4 separate regions of the Mus musculus genome follow, and regions 2, 3 and 4 are each linked to region 1. A link is a loop called in an ENCODE intact Hi-C map of the cell type or tissue named here. Cell type or tissue: left cerebral cortex. All regions are shown on one strand. Links, peaks and the distances in the headings refer to the core of each region. The heading gives the core; the rest is flanking DNA. Region 1 has its middle 38 kb from the start of Nanog. Region 2 has its middle 22 kb from the start of Foxj2. Region 3 has its middle 33 kb from the start of Foxj2. Region 4 has its middle 13 kb from the start of Nanog.

Region 1 (5,581 bases), core at 412-5,411:
GAGTTCCATCCCCAACACACATACACACACACACACACACACACACACACACACACACACCACCACCACCACCAACAACAACAACAACAACAACAACAACTGCACATATGCCAAGGCAAGTCCTATTCAATACTCCATTTCTCTCCCATGAGTCCCCTAACACCCCTCTGGCCTAGCCCATTGGATCTCTCCCTCCCCCTCCCCCTCCCCCTCCTCCCCCTCCTCCTCTCCCTCCCCCTCCCTCTCTCCCTCTCCCTTTCATTCCTCTGCTCTGTGTTATGCTGTGAGTTATGAAGCTGTGCAGTTCACTATATGATGCAGTAGCACTGAAAGAAATAACCAGGGAATACAACTAACCAAAAGAGCAGACGGAGCTCAGGGTGGTGTTGTGACCCCTCGATCCCAGCACGGGGGATGTGGAAGCCAATCTGGTTTGCAGAGTGAGTTCCAAGCCAGGCTGGGCTACATAGTTAGATCCCCCCCCCTCCCCGCAGACAGGTAGCAGATCTGTACAAAATGGGGGAATTGTATATAAACTGCCTCACTAAAGGTGACTTCTATGTCTCACATGACTTCTGGACTTTCAGTGATCAGCTGACCAATATGGTTTCTTTTATCTGTAAGTCAGCCTTCTGTTAGATTATGCCCTCGCTAGCAATGCTCTGAATGTTCTCCATAGAAGGGGATACCATCTGATGTGGGCCTGCATTCCAGAGGCTTTCCACGGAGATCTCTGGCCAGGACTGGTGCTTGGGTTCTGGCGAAGTGAAGCGAGTGCGACTCTGAGCCGCTTTGCACTGAGTCGGGTCGGAGTGGAATCCCCGGGGTTCCAGACCTTTGCTCGACTGAAGCTGTCTGTGCGCAGCCCACTACCCCACAATCTGAGATGCTCTTTCCAGCCCACACAGTTCTCAGATGACTTCCCCGTGAACCCTGTGAACTATGGTATTGCTCTGTGAGAACGCAACAGAACGCCAGCTGCAAGCCAAGCCTTATAACAGGAAATCCCCATGCGTGTACCCTGTGATGGAGCCTTTGGCTGTTAACCCATCCCAAGTGCTTGTCCAGTTCCTCCACATGGGCTGAACATTCAAATGACCTCTCCCCTCCTGATCCCACAAGAGCCGGAAGGCAGAGCACCTAAAAACATGCTTGCCCTTCACCCGCAGCCCATAGGTGCCGGAAGAGAAAAAGGCAGCTGCCGGTGTGCAACCTTTGCCAGCATCACACGGAAGTGGCTCCCAAACAAAGAACAAGCAAGTCCGCTGAGCCCACAACTGTGGGTGCCCCTGAAGAAGACCATCACGCCCACCTCCGCTGCCCGTAATTGCTTCCACAGGAGTTCAAGTGTTTGCTTATGCACGTGTCAGGATGCCTGTTGAACTCCTGGAAGCACTCAGGACCTCTTGGAGTACAGCAGAACTAGGTACTTGGTAGAAGAGGATGAGGGGGATGCCTATGGCAGCCTATGGTTGCCTATAGCAACAGCGGTTCCAGCTGGAGCTAGATGGATGCTAACAGAGCTGGCTAGCCTCCTGCCTCTTTCCTTCACCACACTACCCAAACAAAAGCCAGGACAAGAAGAGATATCTGTGGCCTTCCACTGCAGCAGAACACATTCCAAGTCCCTAGTGCCTGTCAGTATTAAGGTGAGGCCTCAACCTCAGTCTGCTACCAAGATGAGCAGCAGAGGCTAAACTGCTTTCTCTGCTTAGGATCATTCAAGGAGGCTGACATAGCTGAAGAAAACACAACTTTATGCTGTGGGCCACTCCATACTCAGTCTCCAACCATCAGCTACATCCACTGCTTTGGTTTCTACCCTGGAAACAGGACTCTGGTGAACTTTGGGAGCTCATACAAGACTATTAGGTCAAAGGTTTAAACCAATAGAAGGTCTTTATTAACCTCAGGCTACTACACTGGGTGTCCAAGACCCCACTGTATCCCCAAGTCTCTCTCAGGATGCGCTTTTAAGCTCTAAACCATGTTCTGGGTTGACATACTTCAGTTAGCCAAAAGCAGAACTACAGAAGCCAAAAGAAACAGAGTTAATAAATTTAGAGACATTCCCAGAACTATAGACTTTGATGGTGAGGTCTTTGTTTTAGTTTTGGTGGGTGGTACTGTCAACATGCTGAGTCTTATGGCCTGAATGGCACTTCCTTCATGGCGTCAGTTGTGCTAAGGTCTGGAGGCCTGTTACACATAGCCTCACTGCGTTACCAGTTCACCGTCTCTGCTTTGTGCTTGCAGTTGAAGATGTGAGCTCTCAGCTTCCTGCCCAGGCCGCCATACCTGCAGCTTGCTGCCGTGCTCCCTTGACACAATGGGTTCTGTGCCTCTGGTTCTACCATTCTGTTCATAGGTAGCTTTTGGTCGTGGTATTTTATCAGGACAACAAGAAAGCAGCAAATAGAGTAGGTTTAAGGCAGGAGGTGAGAGCTGATGGGGGGGGGGCGGGGGCGGGGGGGGTCTGGGTCAAAGTAGGAATGGATCAGGGTAGATGTGTAAGAACTGGGGAAACAGGGTTTGCTCTGGCCCAGGGGTTCAGGTGAGTGGGACCCCAGTCTGGAGAATGGGTGCCACTCGCATACTCCCATTGCCATGATACTCTGCCTCAGCTCAGGTCCAGTGTAATGGTTCAGCCAGCCCTGCATCTGAAACCATAAGCCAAGTAACTCCTCTTTCCAATCATTTTTCTTGAGCACTTGTCACCGGGACAAGCTGGCTCATTGACTCGGATTTTACATTGTTGAAATCTTTTCAGTTGTGTGTGGGGTAGGCCATGTGTGCCTTGGTGCACATGTGCAGGTCAGAACAACTTGGGTGAGAGTCTGCTTCCTTTTTCTGCTCTGTATGGGTTGTAGGGATAGAATTCAAGTTTCGCATTTGAATTCTATGGTTTAGCACTTAAACATCAAAACCTTTCCCAGAACGTCACACTTCAATGCCATTGAGGAAGGTGTCTGTAACGCTGTGTGTGTGTTGTTAGTTAAACACATCATAAGATGAAGGAAAGCTGGGAGTGTCCTTAACACAGCAGCGAGCAGCAAAAGCTACTTTCTCCTCAAGCCTGGAGGAGTCTGGTCCGACAGTCCACCAACAGGGGGCGTTATTTCCCAGCCCTCGTGAAGCGTTGAACTGTCCTGGTGAGAAGGGTGATGTGCAGTTCCTTGTCTCAGCAGCAGATGGAGCCATAGGGACGAGAACAAGTTCCTAGGTGAAGGAAGGAGTGGGGGGAGACGAAGCGGAAGAAGCTGAAGTGCATCTTGGTCGGTCAAATTTTTCTTATTGATGAAAAAGATGATTAAAGGACACTGTGAATTTGAGACTATTCTGAACTACGTAGCAAGTTCCAGGACAGCCAGTGTTACAAATCAAGACCCGATTTTGGAAGAAGATGGGGGCTGGGGAAGGCGCCATGTTCCCCCCCCCACCCCCCACCCCCAGCTCCCATCTCATCTGTTGCTACATTTACTAGACTGCCAAGAATTTTCTCTCTCAGAAATTAAAAAAATAGTAAAGAAATAAAGAAAAAAGCCAGGCATGATGGTTCACTCTCATAATCCCATAATTCCATTACGTAAGAGAATCTCTCTACCAACCTGAGCTACAGAATGACTCCCGCTAACCCCCCTCCCCGCCCGCAAGCCCGAGCTAGTGTGAAACCCTGCCACAGGGGGGTGGGGGTGGGGCATACATATGCAATTTAAAAACAAACATACAAACAAACAAAAAACAGCTTTCCGGTTTTTTGCCACGCGCAACCTCACATTTATTTATCTCTTCTAACCCTAGTACCAGAGAAGCCGTTTCGGTGGTCAATCAGGATAAAGGAACATTGTGGGAATCAGAGTGACAAACAGGCCTAGCTGAGAAAGTACCATTCAACCCTAGGATCAGTGGCTGGCAGCCAGGCCAGTTTCCCTGGGCACATTCTGCCTTTGTTGATAGAGGCGAGGGGCTTCTGTGTGGCCTGTGAGGGTAAAGCTGACGGAGGGAGCACCGGAAACCTCCTACAACCTGAGCTAAGCACTACAACCTGAGCTAAGCACGGTGGGCTGGAGCGTGGTTCGGGGCACTCAAAGTTGCTCCTGCAGGGGACACGGCAGCTCACAACCTCTGTAACTCAGTCCCAGAGGATCCAGCGTCCTCTTCCAGCCTCAGCCATCACTAGGCATGCACAGGGTGCTCACACATAACATGCTGACAAAGCACCATTACACATAAAATAACAAAACATACTTAGAAAGTCATTTTAAAGAAACCGTTTTAAAGGTGTTTGTTTGTTTGTTTTTGTTTTGACGCAAGGCCTCACTCACTTTATAGCCCAAACTGAACTGCCTTGAACTCCAAATGTAACCCAGGATAGCCCCTCTGTCTGTCTCTATTCCCTAAGACACAATTTTTTGAGAGTCTACAATAAATATTGAAACTGCATGACTTAAGTGTTCCGAGAGTTTAATATTTTTCTATCTTTTGATGGACTAGGTTGATCTTAGTTCTTTGCTATAGTGAATAAAGTTCAATAAACAGGCGTACAAATATCTCTATGGCAGGGCACCGAGTTCTCTGGATATATGCCCGGGAAGGAAATAATTGGATCATGTGTAGTTCTATTTTTATTTTTTTGAGAAGTCTCCAAATCAATTTCCCAATATCTGTATTCATATTTATTTATCTATTTATTTATTTATTTATTTGAGACACAGTCTCTCTACAGTTCTGACTGTAGACCAGGCTGATCTCACAGATATCCACCTGCCTTTGCCTCCCAAATGCTGAGATTAAAGGCATGTACCACCACCCCCGCTTAGCTCTTTCTTTTTGCATGTCTCCAATGGGTTTTTGTTTTTTGTTGTTTTTTTTTTTTTTGTCAGATTTGTTGATGAGAGCCATTCTGAGGGGGGGTGAGGAGGTATCTTAAAATACTTTTAATCTGACTATCGATATTGAAGACTTTTTTTTTTTAAATAGTTTCATTCCCTTGGTATTTAATTTCTGCAATCCTTCATACATTTTGGCTATCAGCCCCTTGTCTGAAGTGCCGCTGGTAGATTTCGTCCCATTCTGTGGGCTGCCTGTTAATTCTGCTGATGGCTTCCTTTGCTATACAGAAACGTACATGTCCATGTAGTCCCATGTTGACACTGTCTGTTTGTAAGGCTGGAGCAGAACTTGCTTTGATCTGCCTTTGCCTGTAACGCCTGAGGTACCAGGGGTGTATGACTACACAGGCTCGGGCCTTTCTAATTGGGGCATTAACCCCAGTTGTGAGAATGGAGCCCACATGACTTCAACCCCTCCTAAGGACACTCGCGACACCGTCGCCTCCAAGGGGGAGGGTTTCATCAGATGAGTTTTGAGAACGATCAGATATTCCAACCATGACAAGTGTCATGGAGGCTGAACAAGAAAACCTGAAATCTTAGTATTTGTGAGGATGAAGCAGGATGAACCCAAGTTCAAATCTAGCCTAGGCAACTTAGTTGAAAGCCTGTTTAAAAAAAAAAAAAAGCAAAGAGGTGGGGAGTGCTGGTGTACCATTTAACCCCAGCACTTAGGAGGCAGAGGCAAG
Region 2 (5,581 bases), core at 207-5,206, 130 kb after region 1:
TTGAGGCATTCCTTTCTGGAAGGAGAGAGGGGGCTGCAAGCTTGCCAAGAGGAGGCCAAGGAAGCTCCCTGAGGTAGGTTAAGCAACTGCTGGCAGGGGTTGGGGTGAGGGTAGAGGGTGGTGAGCTGAGTGAGGGACCTGCCTGCAAGTTGTGGAGGGAACTCCAACGATGAATCTCACCCACCCCTATGAGCTTCTTTTGATGACGAAGCTGCTGCCTTTGAGTCACCCGTAGGCAGATAAGTCATTCCCTATCCATATTCTGGTTAAGTTACAGTTGGATCAGATTGAATCAATTCTTTGGTCTGTCATCAGTACCCTACCTGGGGTGAATAAATAGGTGTCCATGTCTACCTAAGAAAAGTCATACAATATATTTAATAGAGGCATAGTAGGAAAAAAAAGATCACTTATCTCACTTCTGTAGTTTATGTACTTATGTGACTGAGATTGGCCCCTATGCAAGGACAACATGCAAATGTGTGAAGAACCAAAATATGATATAAAAAATGATATAAAAATAAAAGGGAGACTTGGAGGGACAGAGAAAGACAAAGGATAAGGGGAGGAGGGAATATTACCAAATGATTTAAGAACAGTACATACACCTATGGAAATACATATATTACAAATAGTATATGCTAGCAATGATACAAAAAGAATGGCTGACTGATTTTCTCAGTTTGAAAAGCACGCCAAAGGAGACAATGTTTCTCTAAGGCCAACCATTAAAGTCAAAACAAGATACAAGGGGAAAAAAATGCTCAGTAGAGTGCCACAAGGCTTCAATGCCAGCACTCAGGAGGCAGAGGCATGGGGATCTCTGCGAGTTTGAGGCCAGCCTGGTTTACAGAGTGAACTCCAGGACAGCCAGGGCTAAGGAGAAAACCCTGTCTACAAACAAACAAACAAACAAACATACCAGCAAATTCCCAGAGAACAGCTTTATGCAAAGTCCTTCCCAGAAATAACCATGTGTTCCCTGCCTTTAGGTAACATGCACCAACCATCAGAGGGTGTCTGCCCTCCCCTAACCCATTCCAAAAGGCTGAGCCTCACGTATTACCTTCCGTGGACATTTTATCACGGTGCTTTGCAAGTAACATGCCTAAGTTGCACACCAGAGAGGCTCCTGAAAGAATGGTGGTGGTTGTACGCATTCATAATTCATAGATTCTCCACTGCTTTTCATATCTATGGCACCATGGTTCTGTTCAAGATTTCCTCATAAACACAGTGTGCAACCCTTAACAAGAGTTACAGATGCTGTTACAGTGCTGAGCTCGAGTATTTTATCATTCTTGTTACTTTGAATAACGCACACTGAAACTACGAAGTGGGCCAGCAAAGTGGCTCAGAAGGTAGAGGGACCTGCCACTACACCAGATGACTCCTCCTCCAGCCTCTGCCCAGGCACCTTGGTACCCAAACATGGGTGTGTACACACACGAACACACACAATAATGTAATTTTTAAAAGTAAAAACACTGTGAATGGCAAATGTAATGGTGGGGTGATTGCCCAGTATTAAGAAGCCCTGTGTTCAGCTGCTAGCACTCCTTCCTATAAGCAGGCCTAGTGGCCTAGGCCTGGATGTGGAGGCTGGAGGACCAGAAAAAGTTCAAGGTCAATCTTGACTGCATAGAAACTTTGGGGCGTATCTTGGACACCCAAGACTCTGCCTTAGATAGACAGACAGACAGACAGACAGAAAGAAAGAAAGAAAGAAAGAAAGAAAGAAAGAAAGGAAGGAAGGAAGGAAGAAAGGCTGGAGATGCTGGCATACACCGTTAATCCCAGCATCTGAGAGGCAGAGGCAGTTGTGGGTTGGAGGCCAGCCTGGTCTATATAGGGAAGTTCTAGGCTAGCCATGGCTACATAGAGAGACCTTGACCCCCAAAATCTCAAAAAAAATGTGGGAACATGTTAAGCCTGTTGACTGAAGCAGTGATGGGCTCTCCTGTCATCATTTATATGTTTTTAATTATCAAGACAAAAGGCGTTCACGAAGGTGGTAAATATGGAGATTATCAACAGTAGCACAACAATTTGATACCAGTCTGACATTAATCTTAATACTCACATTATGTTTGCTGCTCTCCATCTCTCTATTGTAGCAAGACTTGATCCTTCTTCAAATTTCTCTTCAAGGCACAGCTTCCTGTAAATTGCAATTGGTCATTAGTTATTTAGTTATTCATTCTATCTAATTAAGTTTCCTGAAAGAAGAGCTCGTGAGTTATCTCCTAGACAAATGGGCACTGTGACACCGGAGGTGAGTTTTCATACATTCTAATGATACATTAGAATAACTTGGGCTGGAGAGATGGCTCTGTGGGTAAGAACACTGCCTGTTCTTCCAGAGGTTCAATTCCCAGCAACTACATGGTGGCTCACAACCATCTGTAATGGGATCTGGCGCCCTCTTCTGGTGTGTCTGAAGACAGCTACAGTGTACTCATACATAAAATAAATAAATCTTAAAAAAAAAAAAAATTTCTGGGAACCTTGTTCAATCGCCAGAGATTGTGGAGGGGCTAACAAGTGAAGGGTACTGGATGAAGGAAAGAAAAAGATGGTTAAATATGCTAAAAAAAACAAACAAACAAAAAAAACAAAACAAAAAAAACCTCTAGATTTTGAGCCATTACATGTCACCAACTGGCAGTTTCTCCATCTGCAAAATGGACAGGAAGTGAGCTAGGTGACCTTGCTGGCACCAATTCTGCCATTTTCTTCTTTTTTTTATGGTTTATGTTACTTTTTATGTAGATTAGAGTCTTGCCTTTATGTATGCATGTTTACGGTATAGATGCTCAGTGCCCAGGGAGGTCACAAGAAAGTGCAAAGGTGTCAGATCCAGAACCGGAATTACCATGGATGGTTGTGAGCCACCATGGGGTGCTGGGAACTGAACTTAGGTCCTCTGCAAGAGCAGCCAGTGCTCCAACCACTGAGCCGTCTCTCTACCATCACAAATTCTGTAATTTAATACAGCTTATTCATCATGTAAGAATTACAGTATTTGAAGAGTTACAACTGAAGACCTCAGAATACTTAGAGATTTGGCTATGCTTTGATACGACCAATAGTCTGTGATTGGCATCTCTCCCTTGAGAAGCCCATACTCACTCTTAAGTGCATCTTTTTTTCTCTTAACCCTACTGCTTAAAAGTTATATTGAAATCTTTTAAAAATCAAACAAACCCAGCTCTGCTTCAATAGCCTCTTTTCTTGTATAGATGCCTCTACAGTATAGAATAATCCTATAGTATTCTACCACATGGCTGTAATATGTTATTTATCCATTCACTTTTTTTAAAAGATTTATTTATTATATGTAAGTACACTGTAGCTGTCTTCAGACATTCTAGAAGAGGGAGTCAGATATCGTTAAGGATGGTTGTGAGCCACCATGTGGTTGTTGGGATTTGAACTCAGGACCTCTGGAAGAACAAGTCAGTGCTCTTAACCGCTGAGCCATCTTTCCAGCCCCCTCCATTCACTTTTTGTTGATGAACATTTGTGTTGCTTCTAGTTTTCAACGATTGCAAATAAATTTAACTATGAACAACAACAGGTTTAAAGTATCTGAAATAGCCAGTGTCACACTCCTTTAATCCTGCCACTGAGAAGGGTGAGTTCGAGGTCAGCCAGGTCTACATAGAGAATTTCAGGACAGCCAGGACTACACAGTGAGACTCTGTATCTAAAATGACAAAACAGGACATTGGAAAGCATCTGCCTCTTTTCACTCTCACCCTCGTTCAGACCATTTCAGTGAGTAGCAACAGTCAGACATCATGGTTCTGCTTAGGGGGCTGTCAACATCACCATGTCTGCTTTCTCTACCCTCCTTCTCCTGACATGGACAGGTTGCCTTGAAGGCTAGCTGAGATGAAGTAAGTAAAAATACTAGCTTGGGGGGCTGGAGAGATGGCTCAGTGGTTAAGGGCACCAACTGCTCCTCCAGAGGTCCTGAGTTCAAGTCCCAGCAACCACATGGTGGCTCACAACCATCCGTAATGCTCTCTGGTGCATCTGAAGAGAGTAATAGTGGTGCACTTCTATGCATGAAAGAAAGAAAGAAAGAAAGAAAGAAAGAAAGAAAGAAAGAAAGAAAGAAAGAAAGAAAGAGTAGGCTGGAGAGATGGCTCAGCGGGTAAGAACACTGACTACTCTTTTGAAGGTCCTGAGTTCAAATTTCAGCAACCACATGGTGGCTCACAACCATCTGTAATGAGATCTGATGCCCTCTTCTGGAGTGTCTGAAGACAGCTACAGTGTACTTACATATAATAAATAAATCTTTTTTAAAAATTAAAAAAATAAATAATAAATAAATCTTTAAAAATATATACTATCTTGGTTGGAGACTTTGGCCACACCATCTTACCCTCTCATACTTCTTCTTCTTCCTTCCTTTGCTGAACCAGTGTGCATGGCTAGTTAAACAACCTGTCTGGCTTCAGCTTCCCAGGTCCTGGGACTGAGGGCATAGGCTGCCAGTCTGTGACAAAGATCTCTTTGCCTTTTCTAGTCTTTTGATCCCTTCCTCATCTCTTTCTCCTGAGAACTCCCTCTTACCTTCTGTGTCACTCTTATTTTGGAAAAACAAAATAAACACAGAACAGCTCCACGGGGCCCTTCCACTTCAAATAAATATGTTTTTCTTTAAAAGTGAGGTTCTGGGGCTGGAGAGATGGCTCAGTGGTTAAGAGCACTGACTGCTCTTCCGGAGGTCCTGTGTTCAAATCCCAGCAACCACATGGTGGCTCACAACCATCTATAACAAAACCTGATTCCTTCTTCTGGTGTCTGAAGACAGCTACAGTGTACTTACATACAATAAATCTTTTTTTAAAAAAAAAAGTGAGGTTCTGGCACTGGCAAGATAGTTCAGCGGGTGAGGTTGCTTGCTGCTAAGCCTAACAACCTGAATTCGATCTCTGGAACCCAACAAATCCTACAAATTACAGGGAGACCACACACACACACACACACACACACACACACACACACACACACACACACACACGGGTGGGGGTGGGTAATATAGCTGAGCAGGGGAACACTAACCTAGCATGTGGTCAGTCCCCAGTAGTCGTGAAAAAAAAAAAAAAAAAAAAAAAAAAACTAAAGTGATTAACTCACAGAATAGCTCTTTATGCTTATGTATTAAACCGGGAGAAACTAAGACCATTTTGCCCAGTAGCCTTTCATCCTTTCTCAAACACTTAGGGAGTAAGTCACTTACTGAATTACCCACAAATTTGCTAAGAAAAAAAATATCCCTCTGGCTTAAGACCCTAGCAGACATCTTTCATGGCTAACACAATTCCTTCCTCTCCGCGGACCAGTTCCCTCTGTTTGGATTCACTCTGGGTTCACTCTCAGTAGTTCCTCTCAGACAAACCACTTTCTCTACCCCGCACTTGGCAGAACACACAGTTCTGTCCTGATTCCTTCACCCGTTACATTTCCCTTGAGAAGATGTACAGGCCTGTAATTTTAGGTGCTCTGGAGGCTTATGTAAGAGGATCTACAGTTCCAGTCCAGTCGGAGTTACCCGGGGTAGTTC
Region 3 (5,581 bases), core at 142-5,141, 120 kb after region 1:
ACAGGGTAAGGCCAAGACACCTGCAACAAGTCTTACAAGCGACTCTCACGCATGCTAAAGCTTTAGGAAGATCACCTGGCAGAGAGGTTCCTGTCTGGGTCAAACTTAAGATGGTTGAGGACTGGAGAGATGGGTCAGGAGTTAAAGGTACTCGCTGTGGAAGCATGCCAACCTGAATTTGATTCCCAGAACCCACATGAAGTTGGGAGTGGAGAACAGATTCCATAAAGCCGTCCTCTAACCACCACAGGTGCCTGGGGCCTGTACACACAGATACATATACGCAATATAAACAAACTAACAGTCAAAGTAAGATGGTTAGCATGGAAACATATGTTAACATGGGTATTTGAGATAAAAATGGAAGTCAGCTTTTCTCAGAAGTTTAATTTGGCTAAAAGGCTTGCCCAGGAACAAAGGCTTTGTGTTTGTTTATAGCTTTGTAAACTGGAATGTACCATCTCTAGTTCAGGTTGGTTTTTTGTTTTTTTGTTTTGTTTTTTTTTCTTTTTCAAGACAGGGTTTCTCTGTGTAGCCCTGGCTGTCCTGGAACTCACTCTGTAGACCAAGCTGGCCTGGAACTCAGAAACCGGCCTGCCTCTGCCTCCCAAGAGCAGGGATTAAAGGCGTGCGCCACCACTGCCCAACTTATTCCAAGGTTTTAAATCTCTAAATCCTCTACAATGGCTTTTAAGTATAACAGTTTAGTTTGGAAAGTTTTAATCCTAGGCTTTGAAGCTTCTTTGCACAAGAGGTCTTCCTAGACCACCCCGCCCCCAACTACTCAGAGAAGCACCTTTTCCTACTTTGCATGAAGGCACTGCACCCCCTTCTGGCCTTGGGGGCAACATGCATGGATGTGGTACAGAGACATCCACACAGTCAAAATATCCATACATTTAAACATAAAGGAAACAGATGCTAAGTTTAAAATGTGTGTGTGTGTGTGTGTGTGTGTGTGTGTGTGTGTGTGTGTGTGTGTGGTGGCAGGTGGTGGTGGTAGCAGTTCTAGAAAACTAAGAGAACTGAGAGCAGAAGTCTCCCATCTCAAAGATCGCCTCTTCCTCCTTTGTCTTCAGTAACGCCCAGTAGGTGCTCCCCATCTGCACTGCAACCTGCAAGTCTCTCGCTTTCTTTCCATTTGGGGCCTCCTTTTTAGCTTTTTTTTTCTAAACACACATAATGCATCCAAACAATTTATTTAAGCATCTGTTGCGGTTTGGATATGAAGTGCCTCCCCCCTCTTCCTCCCCACACCCAAGGCTCACGTGGTAAAAGGTTTGGTTGAGAGTTAAAAGGCCTTCTGGGAAGAACCATGCAGGACCTGACTAATCCACAGCTCAGTGGATTCATAGCTCGATAGTGATATGGATCACGTGGGGTGGGGCCCAGCCGCAGGCATTCCTTAGAAGAATATCTAATCCCTGGATCTGTCTTCTCTCTGCACCACTCTACCATGAGAGGAGCTGCCTCTCGCCACCTTAGGCTTCCGGCTAGCCACCTCATCGAGCCTTGGCCTCCAGACAATGGAACCAAGTGATAATGGACTGAAATCCTGGAACTGTGAGAGAAGAAATCCCTCCCTGCTTAAGTTTTCTCAGATACTTTGCAATGACAAAGGAGTGGCTAAATCCTGCATGTGTGGTGTGAGCTCAGCCTCAACCCCTGGCTCCGCTCTGAGAGATATTGTGTTTAACAATCTCGGAAGGGTGAACCTCCTACTGAGTCGTTTGCTGGCCCTCATCTGCAAGCCACCGAGTCAGCAGAACCATCCAAGAGATCCTCCCTTAGTGATTTTGTCATGGGCACCTGACCTCAGAGGCGCCTGCGCTCTGAGATCCTTCTCCTTCCCGCCTCTGGTCTGGTCTATGTTGAAGTCAATCAGGTGAACCTAATTTTCAGTGACCCACCACCTCTGGTTTCCTTGTCTTTAAGCCCCCAACTCAACACACAAGTGTCAGAGGCCAAAGACCTCCGCTTTCTAATGTTAAAGCCCACGCCCTTCCCATAACCCTCCTTCCTCCGCTCCCAGGCCACTATCTCTCCTTCCATTCCTTTTATCATCCGTTCCCTAAATAGCCTCAAATGGCTTCTCGGCTTCCCAGGGTTTGTCTTCTAGGCCTAATTAAAAACAGTTCACAAGGCACCTGCCTCACCTCTCTTAGTTGAATGCCTGGCTAAAAAAGCAGTAAGAACTTGGAACTACAGGGATCTACACTGCCACCTGGTGCCAACTGTCAAAATAGGTTGGCATCCTAGCAACAGACCCTGGAGGCAGATACACCAACGCACTGGTCGTGGGCAGAATAGGAGCGCTCTTTCTTCAAACCAGTATTTTCTCTGCCTGCAATTATCTTATCTTAACAAGATTTTATTTTATTTTTACCTACCAGAATTCTTTAATTTCTTCCTTTCACTGGGGACTGAATCTAGAGACTCGTCCGTGCTAAGCAAGGGCTTAGCATACATCCCCAGATCTCCCACTCTTTTTTCTCTCTGCTAAATCTCCAAGATCTCTTTTTCCTTTTGACTAAACTAACCTATTATTTTATTGAAAATAATAAAATAGAAGCAAAAGAAATGATCTATCTTCAGTAATAAATCTAATTCCTGTTCTATGTACACTCTCAGTTTCTTGTCAAACAGATACAGGGTCAGCTACTCCAGCTAAGCCACGCCTTTTCTAGATAGCCGGACCTCTTTCTTATTTTTTCACCCAACAATCCTGTCTGGAAAGTGACTCCTTTCTGGAATACAAAGTTACTTTTCTAATGAGTTCATATTCTAAGTCCTCATATTCTAAGTCCGTCTCATTTGAGAGCTACGGAACTCAGGAGAGTGGACATTTGTGTGGTAGTGAGAGCTGGACAGGGATTGTACAGCCTGTGAGATCAAGTGGGGTGCTGAGCGTTATGACGCATTAAAGAATCCCTAAGCCGGGTGTGGTGGCACACGCCTTTAATCCCAGCACTCGGGAGGCAGAGGCAGGTGGATTTCAGAGTTCGAGGCCAGCCTGGTCTATAGAGTGAGTTCCAAGACAGCCAGGGCTACACAGAGAAACTCTGTCTTGAAAACAACAACAACAAACCCCCCCCAAAAACAAAAACAACAACAAAAAATCCCTAAAATACACAGTTCCTTCCTGAGGATCAAAGCAAGAATTCTCCTTCTCCTCTGACCCTCTCTCTGTTCCTTTTTATTTGTCTAATTAGTTTTCAGTGCCAGGAATGGAGCTTAAGCTTTCCAGGAGCTGGACAATTGCTCCACCACCAAGGCTTTGAAGAACGGCTCCATTTCCCTCAGTCAGCCTCTGTCACGGTCACCGACACACTCCATCTTGACAGGGTCACCAACACACTCCACCTTAACAGACCCAATCATGGTTAACAGACCCAATCATGGCCACTCACAACACATTTCTCTGCTTAGCTGTGTTTTGCTTTGTTTTGTGACAGGGTCTGAAGTAGCCCAGGCTAGCCTCATATTTGCTGTATAGCTAAGGATGACCTTGAACTTCGGATCTTTCTGCCTCCACCTTTCCAAGTGCTGGGATTACTGGTGTGCTACTGTTGCGCCACAAAGCATTTGTGAACCCCAAAAGACCACCAAGGTGCTATTTCCGATATAATCACATTAAGGTCTCTATATTACCAACTCAAGTTTGGACTTACTCACCACTGGCCCACAGGATGGTTTTTGGTGAGGCAGCTCCAAACTCTCACCGAGACAAGATTTTACAGAAGATGGAAGTAAATGAGGGCCTAGCTTGGCAATCATCTAACTGCACAACTATTGTAAACCGACAGGTGGGTGCTCTGAAGCAAGACCGTATACAATCACAAACCTGTCTGTAAGCACATCTGAAACAATCAGACTAATTTTTGATTAATTGCTGCTAGGAAGTAGCTAGGGAGTAACTCCGGCCAAGGACAAGCTTCGGGGTCCTTCCTGGTACGTGGGTGCAGCTAAGGGCCAAGATCTCAGGCTTTTTTCCCCTGTATTACAATGGAGGCTCGTTCCAAGATGGAGTAGGTTTGGCCACTCACTACCACCGTTGGTTTCTGTGGTGCTGGAAATAAAAGATAGGACTATCACCTGGGTTACACGTCCCGCTCTCTGATTTGTTTGTTTATTGTTGTTTGTTTGAGACAGGGTTTCTCTGTGTAGCCTTCCTTGGCTGTCCTGGAAATCGCTCTGTAGACCAGGCTGTCCTTGAACTCAAAGAAATCTGCACATCTCTGCCTCCTGAGTGCTGGGATGAAGGAAGGCAAGTGCCACCACGCTCAGCTCTGATTAGTTTTTAAGCTACATCTTCCCAGCCTTCCTTAGCTCCACACACACATTTAACCTACCAGGAAGCCAGGAAGGCCTTTTAATTTCTCTGCTTGGATTTTATTTTGGGGTGTGGGGACAAGGTGTCATAGTAGCCCAAGATAACCTGGAACTTACTCTGCACCCCAGGCTGGCTTCAAATGCATGGTGATCCTTCTGCCTCTGCCTCCTGTGTACTGAGATCGCAGGCGTTGCGTCCGGGTTCACTTGGCTTTAGAGCCATCACCCTAGGTTTCTACACCGTCTTACTGTGGTTTCTCAGCATTGCTAAATACTAGCAGTCCTCAAAACTCAGTACTCAAACCTTTCTCTTCTGTCCCAGCTCCCTGGAGTTCCCAATAGGGATCTCAGATTTGGGCCTTACACTTGGGTTGTTGGCCTGGGTGTCTATCAGGAGTCAGATGGGAAAGTGCTCTGGGACCCTGCCCTGTTGTACTCTATCTGGTCCTTTCTCCAATTTTCCCACTAGGGATGGTTGCCCCCAATAGAGGAATCAGTCTATCTTCTGGATAACCTTTGCACCTCTGGACAGTTCATTAGCCTCTTTTTTTTTAAAAAAACATTTATTTATTTATTTAATGTAAGTACACGGTAGCTGCCCTCAGATACTCCAGAAGAGGGCATCAGATTTCGTTACGGATGGTTGCGAGCCACCATGTGGTTGCTGGGATTTGAACTCGGGACCTTCGGAAGAGCAGTCGGCGCTCTTAACCACTGAGCCATCTCGCCAGCCCCAGAACTAGAAATGTGTAGCGTTTGTTTGTTTGTTTGTTTGTTTTTGTTTTTTGTTTTTCGAGACAGGGTTTCTCTGTATAGCCCAGGCTGTCCTGGAACTCACTTTGTAGACCAGGCTGGCCTTGAACTCAGAAATCCACCTGCCTCTGCCTCCCAGGATTAAAGGCGTGTACCACCACGCCCATTCCTGTGGGATCTTACCACTTCCGATAGTCCAGTCACTCTGGCACAAGTCACTTTCACGATAACCCGTGGTTCCTAGAATAGAACTCTTCTCTGTCTCCTTGTTTGCCTTCACATGATCTAATCTCTAGACAACAGCCAGAGTGACCCCTTAGAAACATGCATGTGACCTCATTTTTCCCATTGTCAACACTCCTCCATGGACTATCATATTAGATCGAAACTTTAGTTAGCTATGTTATCATCTTGGTGGGCTGCAGGCCCTCTGTCATCTGGCTCAGGGTCCTTCCATTTCCCATAGCTCTCCTCCTCGGCTCAGCACAGTCACCTC
Region 4 (5,581 bases), core at 276-5,275, 51 kb after region 1:
CTCCAGCTGTATCACTAAAAAGGGTAGCTGGGGCTTAGGGGGAGATAGTAACAGAGTAAAAGAGTGATTCTCTCTCTCTCTCTTTCACAATTTATTTATTTATTAAAGATTTTATTTATTTATTATATGTAAGTACACTGTAGCTGTCTTCAGATCTCATTACAGGTGGTTGTGAGCCCCCATGTGGTTTCTGGGAATTGAACTCAGGACCTTAGGAAAAGCAGTCAGTGCTCTTAACCACTGAGCCATCTCCTGATTGTCTCTTTTAATTTTGTGTAATATTTTATAGCTTTTGTTGCTTTAAGCTGAGAAAAACAGAAAAGGAAGGAAGAAAGAAAGAAAGAAAGAAAGAAAGAAAGAAAGAAAGAAAGAAAGAAAGAAAGAAAGACCTTAATCTTTGGACAGGCATCGTAGCAGCATCTGTAGTCCCAGTAGTCCCAGCGCTAAGGAGACAGAAGCAGGTAAGCAAATGCCAGTGAGTTCAAGGCCTACCTGCTCTGTATAGTGAATTTCAGGCTAACCAAGGCTGCATGGTGAGATACTGCCTCAAAAACAACAACAATAAAACCCAAGACTGGGCCCACAAGATGCCTCAGTGGGTAGAAGGGCTTGCCACAAGCCTAGCTTGTTGGCTTGCATCCAATCTCTTGGGTCCACAAGATGGACAGAGAGGAAACACTCCACAGACCTGCCCTCTGACCTCTGCACACAGGCCATAGCATACACCTCTCCCTGACTTCCCAAAGTAAATAAATGCAATCACAGGCTGGAGAGATGGCTCAGCAGATAAGAGCACTAACTGCTCTTCTGAAGGTCCTGAGTTCAAATTCCAGCAACTACATGGTGGCTCACAACCATCCGTAATGAGATCTGATGCCCTCTTCTGGGGTGTCTGAAGACAGTTACAGTGTACTTACATATAATAATAAATAAATCTTTACAAAAAAATGTAATCACTAACAGAAACTCCTCAAATACAGCAACCATCATTAATCAATGTCCTGATTAGCTACCTGGATTTCCTCTTTTCTCCTTGTTATTTTCGTTGCTTTTGTCTCTCCTGGACCTCATTGTGTAGACTAGGCTGGCCTTAAACTCACAGAGATATGCCAGCCTCTGCCTGTCTAGTGCTGGGATTAAAGGCCTATTCCAAGGCCACCTAAAGTGTCTGTTAAATCAACCATGGATAGATTAAGAGAAGTATGATTGAGTCTAACGTTTAGTTTTTCTCTCTCTCTTTTTTTTTTTTTTTTTAGGATTTGCCTAAATAAATTAATTTAATTAAAGTAAACAAACTCCCCACAAAACTGGCTGAGCTTAGGCTGGGCCTGGTGCACATTTTCATGGGAACAAAATAATGAATGATTAAATTCTTGGACTTTAGATACTGTCTTGCTTTTTAAAAAATATTTACATCATCATTATTATTATCATTACTGTGTGTGTATATGTGAATGCCATCTGTATAGAGGCAACATCAGATCTCTGGAGCTGGATTTGTAAGTGTTTGTGAGCCAATGGACTTGGGTGCTGAGAACTGAACTTGGACCCCTCTACAAGAATCCTCTTGGACTCTGTAGACCAGGCTGCCCTCGAACTCACAGAGATCTTCCTGCCTCTGCTTCCTGAGTGCTAAGATTAGAGGCTTACACTATGAAACCTGGTTGACCTGGGGTCTTTGTAAGCCCACACTCATTCTCAGTGGGCGTGGGCATCACTCTCTCCTGAGCAAATCTGTCCCTTAACCCACAGGCTTTATGCTTATGTTAAAATATCTTAGATGTTGGGTGGTGTTGGCTCATGCCTTTAATCCCAGTACTTGGGAGATAGACATAGGCTTGAGGCCAGCCTGTTCTACAAAGTGAGTTCCAGGACAGCCAGGGTTACACAGAGAAACCCTGTCTTGAAAACCAAACCAAACCAAACCAACCAACCAACCAAACAAACAAACAAAAATTTATTTCTGGGCATGTGGTGACACATGCTTTTAAACCCAGCACTTATAGGAACCTGAGGCAGGAGAATCTCAGGCCATACAGGCCTCCATAGTGAGACCTTGTCTTAAAACAAAATAAACAACAACAAGATATTATCATTAAATGCCGATGTACTTCAAAGAGAAAAGTAATGGGGCCTCATTATATTCCCTTGGTTGGTCCTTTATGTCTGAGCTCAAGGGAGCCTTCTGGCTCAGTCCTTCCAGTAGCCAAGACTACAGGTGTTAGCCACTGTCCTTGGCTTACATGAACAGTTTTAAAGGTGAAATTAACTTAAGTTCCTATTGCACAATTGGGTCTGGAACCCAGGGCCCCACATATGCTCTCTCGCCCCTGAAACTATACCTCCAATCCTGAAATCTGGATCCTAAACCAGACTAGACTGTCTGGCTTTGGGCAGAGCCACAGAAGGAATCTTAAACTTACTGGAGGATAGCAGCTCCCCCTACCGGTCCCCTGTGGCATTGGACTCACCAGTCTCTAAATTGTCTTCCAGTTTAACTTCATGGCTGATAAGAGGAGGAGAGATACCCACAAATTCCTCAACTACATGTGGTTTCAGGTGGCAATCAGTGACAAGGGTGGGCTAGGAAGACATACTTGGTGAACTAAAGGGTCTTCTCAAGACTCAGATAGAGCTCAAAGAGGAGAAAGGGATGAAAAGCTTAACAGAAAAAGAATCACAGCTGGGCGTGGTGGCGCACGCCTTTAATCCCAGCACTCAGGAGGTAGAGGCAGGTTCTGAGTTCGAGGCCAGCCTGGTTTACAAAATGAGTCCCAGGACAGGCAGAGCTATACAGAGAAACCCTGTCTCAAAAATAAAAGAATCAGGGGCTGGCGAGATGGCTCAGAGGGTAAGAGCACTGACTGCTCCTCCAAAGGTCCTGAGTTCAAATCCCAGCAACCACATGGTGGCTTACAACCATCTGTAATGAGATCTGACGCCCTCTTCTGGTGTGTCTGAAGCCAGCTACAGTGTACTTACATATAATAATAAATAAATCTTTAAAAAAAATCAGCGTGACTCTAACTAAGGAAGTGAAAGATCTGTATGATAAAATCTCTGAAGAAAGAAATTAAAGAAGATCTCAGAAGATGGAAAGATCTCCCATGCTCATAGATTGGCAGGATCAACATTGTAAAAATGGCTATCTTGCCAAAAGCAATCTACAGATTCAATGCAATCCCCATCAAAATTCCAAATCAATTCTTCAACGATTAGAAGGAGCAATTTGCAAATTCATCTGGAATAACAAAAAACCTAGGATAGCAAAAACTCTTCTCAAGGATAAAAGAACCTCTGGTGGAATCACCATGTCTGACCTAAAGCTTTACTAAAGAGCAATTGTGATAAAAACTGCATGGTACTGGTATAGAGACAGACAAGTAGACCAATGGAATAGAATTGAAGACCCAGAAATGAACCCACACACCTATGGTCACTTGATCTTCGACAAGGGAGCTAAAACCATCCAGTGGAAGAAAGACAGCATTTTCTTTTTTTTTTTTTTTTTGGTCTTTCTTTTTTTTTTTTTTTTTTTTTTTAAACAACATTTTTTTTAGATTTATTTATTTATTATAAGTAAGTACACTGTAGCTGTCTTCAGACACTCCAGAAGAGGGCGTCAGATCTCGTTACGGATGGTTGTGAGCCACCATGTGGTTGCTGGGATTTGAACTTCGGACCTTCGGAAGAGCAGTCGGGTGCTCTTACCCACTGAGCCATCTCACCAGCCCAGAAAGACAGCATTTTCAACAATTGGTGCTGGCACAACTGGTTGTTATCATGTAGAAGAATGCGAATCGATCCATACTTATCTCTTTGTACTAAGGTCAAATCTAAGTGGATCAAGGAACTTCACATAAAACCAGAGACACTGAAACTTATAGAGGAGAAAGTGGGGAAAAGCCTTGAAGATATGGGCACAGGGGAAAAATTCCTGAACAGAACAGCAATGGCTTGTGCTGTAAGATCGAGAATTGACAAATGGGACCTAATGAAACTCCAAAGTTTCTGCAAGGCAAAAGACACCGTCATTAAGACAAAAAGACCACCAACAGATTGGGAAAGGATCTTTACCTATCCTAAATCAGATAGGGGACTAATATCCAACATATATAAAGAACTCAAGAAGGTGGACTTCAGAAAATCAAATAACCCCATTAAAAAATGGGGCTCAGAACTGAACAAAGAATTCTCACCTGAGGAATACCGAATGGCAGAGAAGCACCTGAAAAAATGTTCAACATCCTTAATCATCAGGGAAATGCAAATCAAAACAACCCTGAGATTCCACCTCACACCAGTCAGAATGGCTAAGATCAAAAATTCAGGTGACAGCAGATGCTGGCGTGGATGTGGAGAAAGAGGAACACTCCTCCATTGTTGGTGGGATTGCAGGCTTGTACAACCACTCTGGAAATCAGTCTGGCGGTTCCTCAGAAAATTGGACATATTACTACCGGAGGATCCAGCAATACCTCTCCTGGGCATATATCCAGAAGATGCCCCAACTGGTAAGAAGGACACATGCTCCACTATGTTCATAGCAGCCTTATTTATAATAGCCAGAAGCTGGAAAGAACTCAGATGCCCCTCAACAGAGGAATGGATACAGAAAATGTGGTACATCTACACAATGGAGTACTACTCAGCTATTAAAAAGAATGAATTTATGAAATTCCTAGCCAAATGGATGGACCTGGAGGGCATCATCCTCAGTGAGGTAACACACTCACAAAGGAACTCACACAATATGTACTCACTGATAAGTGGATATTAGCCCAAAACCTAGGATACCCAAGATATAAGATACAATTTCCTAAACACATGAAACTCAAGAAAAATGAAAACTGAAGTGTGGACACTATGCCCCTCCTTAGAAGTGGGAACAAAACACCCTTGGAAGGAGTTACAGAGACAAAGTTTGGAGCTGAGATGAAAGGATGGTCCATGTAGAGACTGCCATATCCAAGGATCCACCCCATAATCAGCATCCAAACGCTGACACCATTGCATACACTAGCAAGATTTTATCGAAAGGACCCAGATGTAGCTGTCTCTTGTGAGACTATGCCGGGGCCTAGCAAACACAGAAGTGTATGCTCACAATCAGCTAATGGATGGATCACAGGGCTCCCAATGGAGGAGCTAGAGAAAGTACCCAAGGAGCTAAAGGGATCTGCAACCCTATAGGTGGATCAACATTATGAACTAACCAGTACCCCGGAGCTCTTGACTCTAGCTGCATATGTATCAAAAGATGGCCTAGTCGGCCATCACTGGAAAGAGAGGCCCATTGGACTTGCAAACTTTATATGCCCCAGTACAGGGGAACGCCAGGGCCAAAAAGGGGGAGTGGGTGGGTAGGGGAAGGGGGGTGGGTGGGTATGGGGGACTTTTGGTATAGCATTGGAAATGTAAATGAGCTAAATACCTAATAAAAAATGGAGAAGGAAAAAAAAATCAGTCCTTAAATAAAAAAATCATTTTTATTTTCTGTGTATGAGTATTTTGCCTGCATGCCAGCATGTATGTATGTGTGTATGTATGTATGTATACATATATGTATATGTGTAAAATA

What was found. Peaks named below come from ENCODE experiments on the same cell type or tissue, not always from the same donor. Only the 100,000 strongest peaks of a DNase experiment are listed, where the experiment ranks them.
Region 2: a loop joins it to region 1, with 3 times the contacts of the local background. A loop is called at or near these places in 29 of 42 quality-filtered maps.
Region 3: a loop joins it to region 1, with 5 times the contacts of the local background. A loop is called at or near these places in 30 of 42 quality-filtered maps.
Region 4: it touches region 1 in a loop (8-fold over the local background); 28 of 42 quality-filtered maps call a loop at or near these places.

Annotation. Positions count from the first base shown.
Region 1 is chr6:122,666,442-122,672,022 of GRCm38, forward strand. No RefSeq gene overlaps it. Among named protein-coding and RNA genes, the nearest start is that of Nanog, 38 kb to the right of the region's middle. In left cerebral cortex, for the core only: a CTCF peak has its summit at 3,159 (motif pointing right); DNase peaks (open chromatin) are centred at 1,520, 3,171 and 3,605; H3K4me3 peaks cover 778 bases; H3K27ac peaks cover 823 bases.
Region 2 is chr6:122,795,719-122,801,299 of GRCm38, forward strand. It overlaps a transcript of Slc2a3 not described here. Among named protein-coding and RNA genes, the nearest start is that of Foxj2, 22 kb to the right of the region's middle. In left cerebral cortex, for the core only: a CTCF peak has its summit at 2,435 (motif pointing left); no DNase peak of the experiment used is centred there; H3K4me3 peaks cover 47 bases; H3K27ac peaks cover 242 bases.
Region 3 is chr6:122,784,250-122,789,830 of GRCm38, forward strand. It overlaps a transcript of Slc2a3 not described here. Among named protein-coding and RNA genes, the nearest start is that of Foxj2, 33 kb to the right of the region's middle. In left cerebral cortex, for the core only: CTCF peaks have their summits at 838 (motif pointing left) and 2,229 (motif pointing left); DNase peaks (open chromatin) are centred at 857 and 2,250; H3K27ac peaks cover 555 bases.
Region 4 is chr6:122,717,723-122,723,303 of GRCm38, forward strand. No RefSeq gene overlaps it. Among named protein-coding and RNA genes, the nearest start is that of Nanog, 13 kb to the left of the region's middle. In left cerebral cortex, for the core only: a CTCF peak has its summit at 2,452 (motif pointing left); a DNase peak (open chromatin) is centred at 2,438.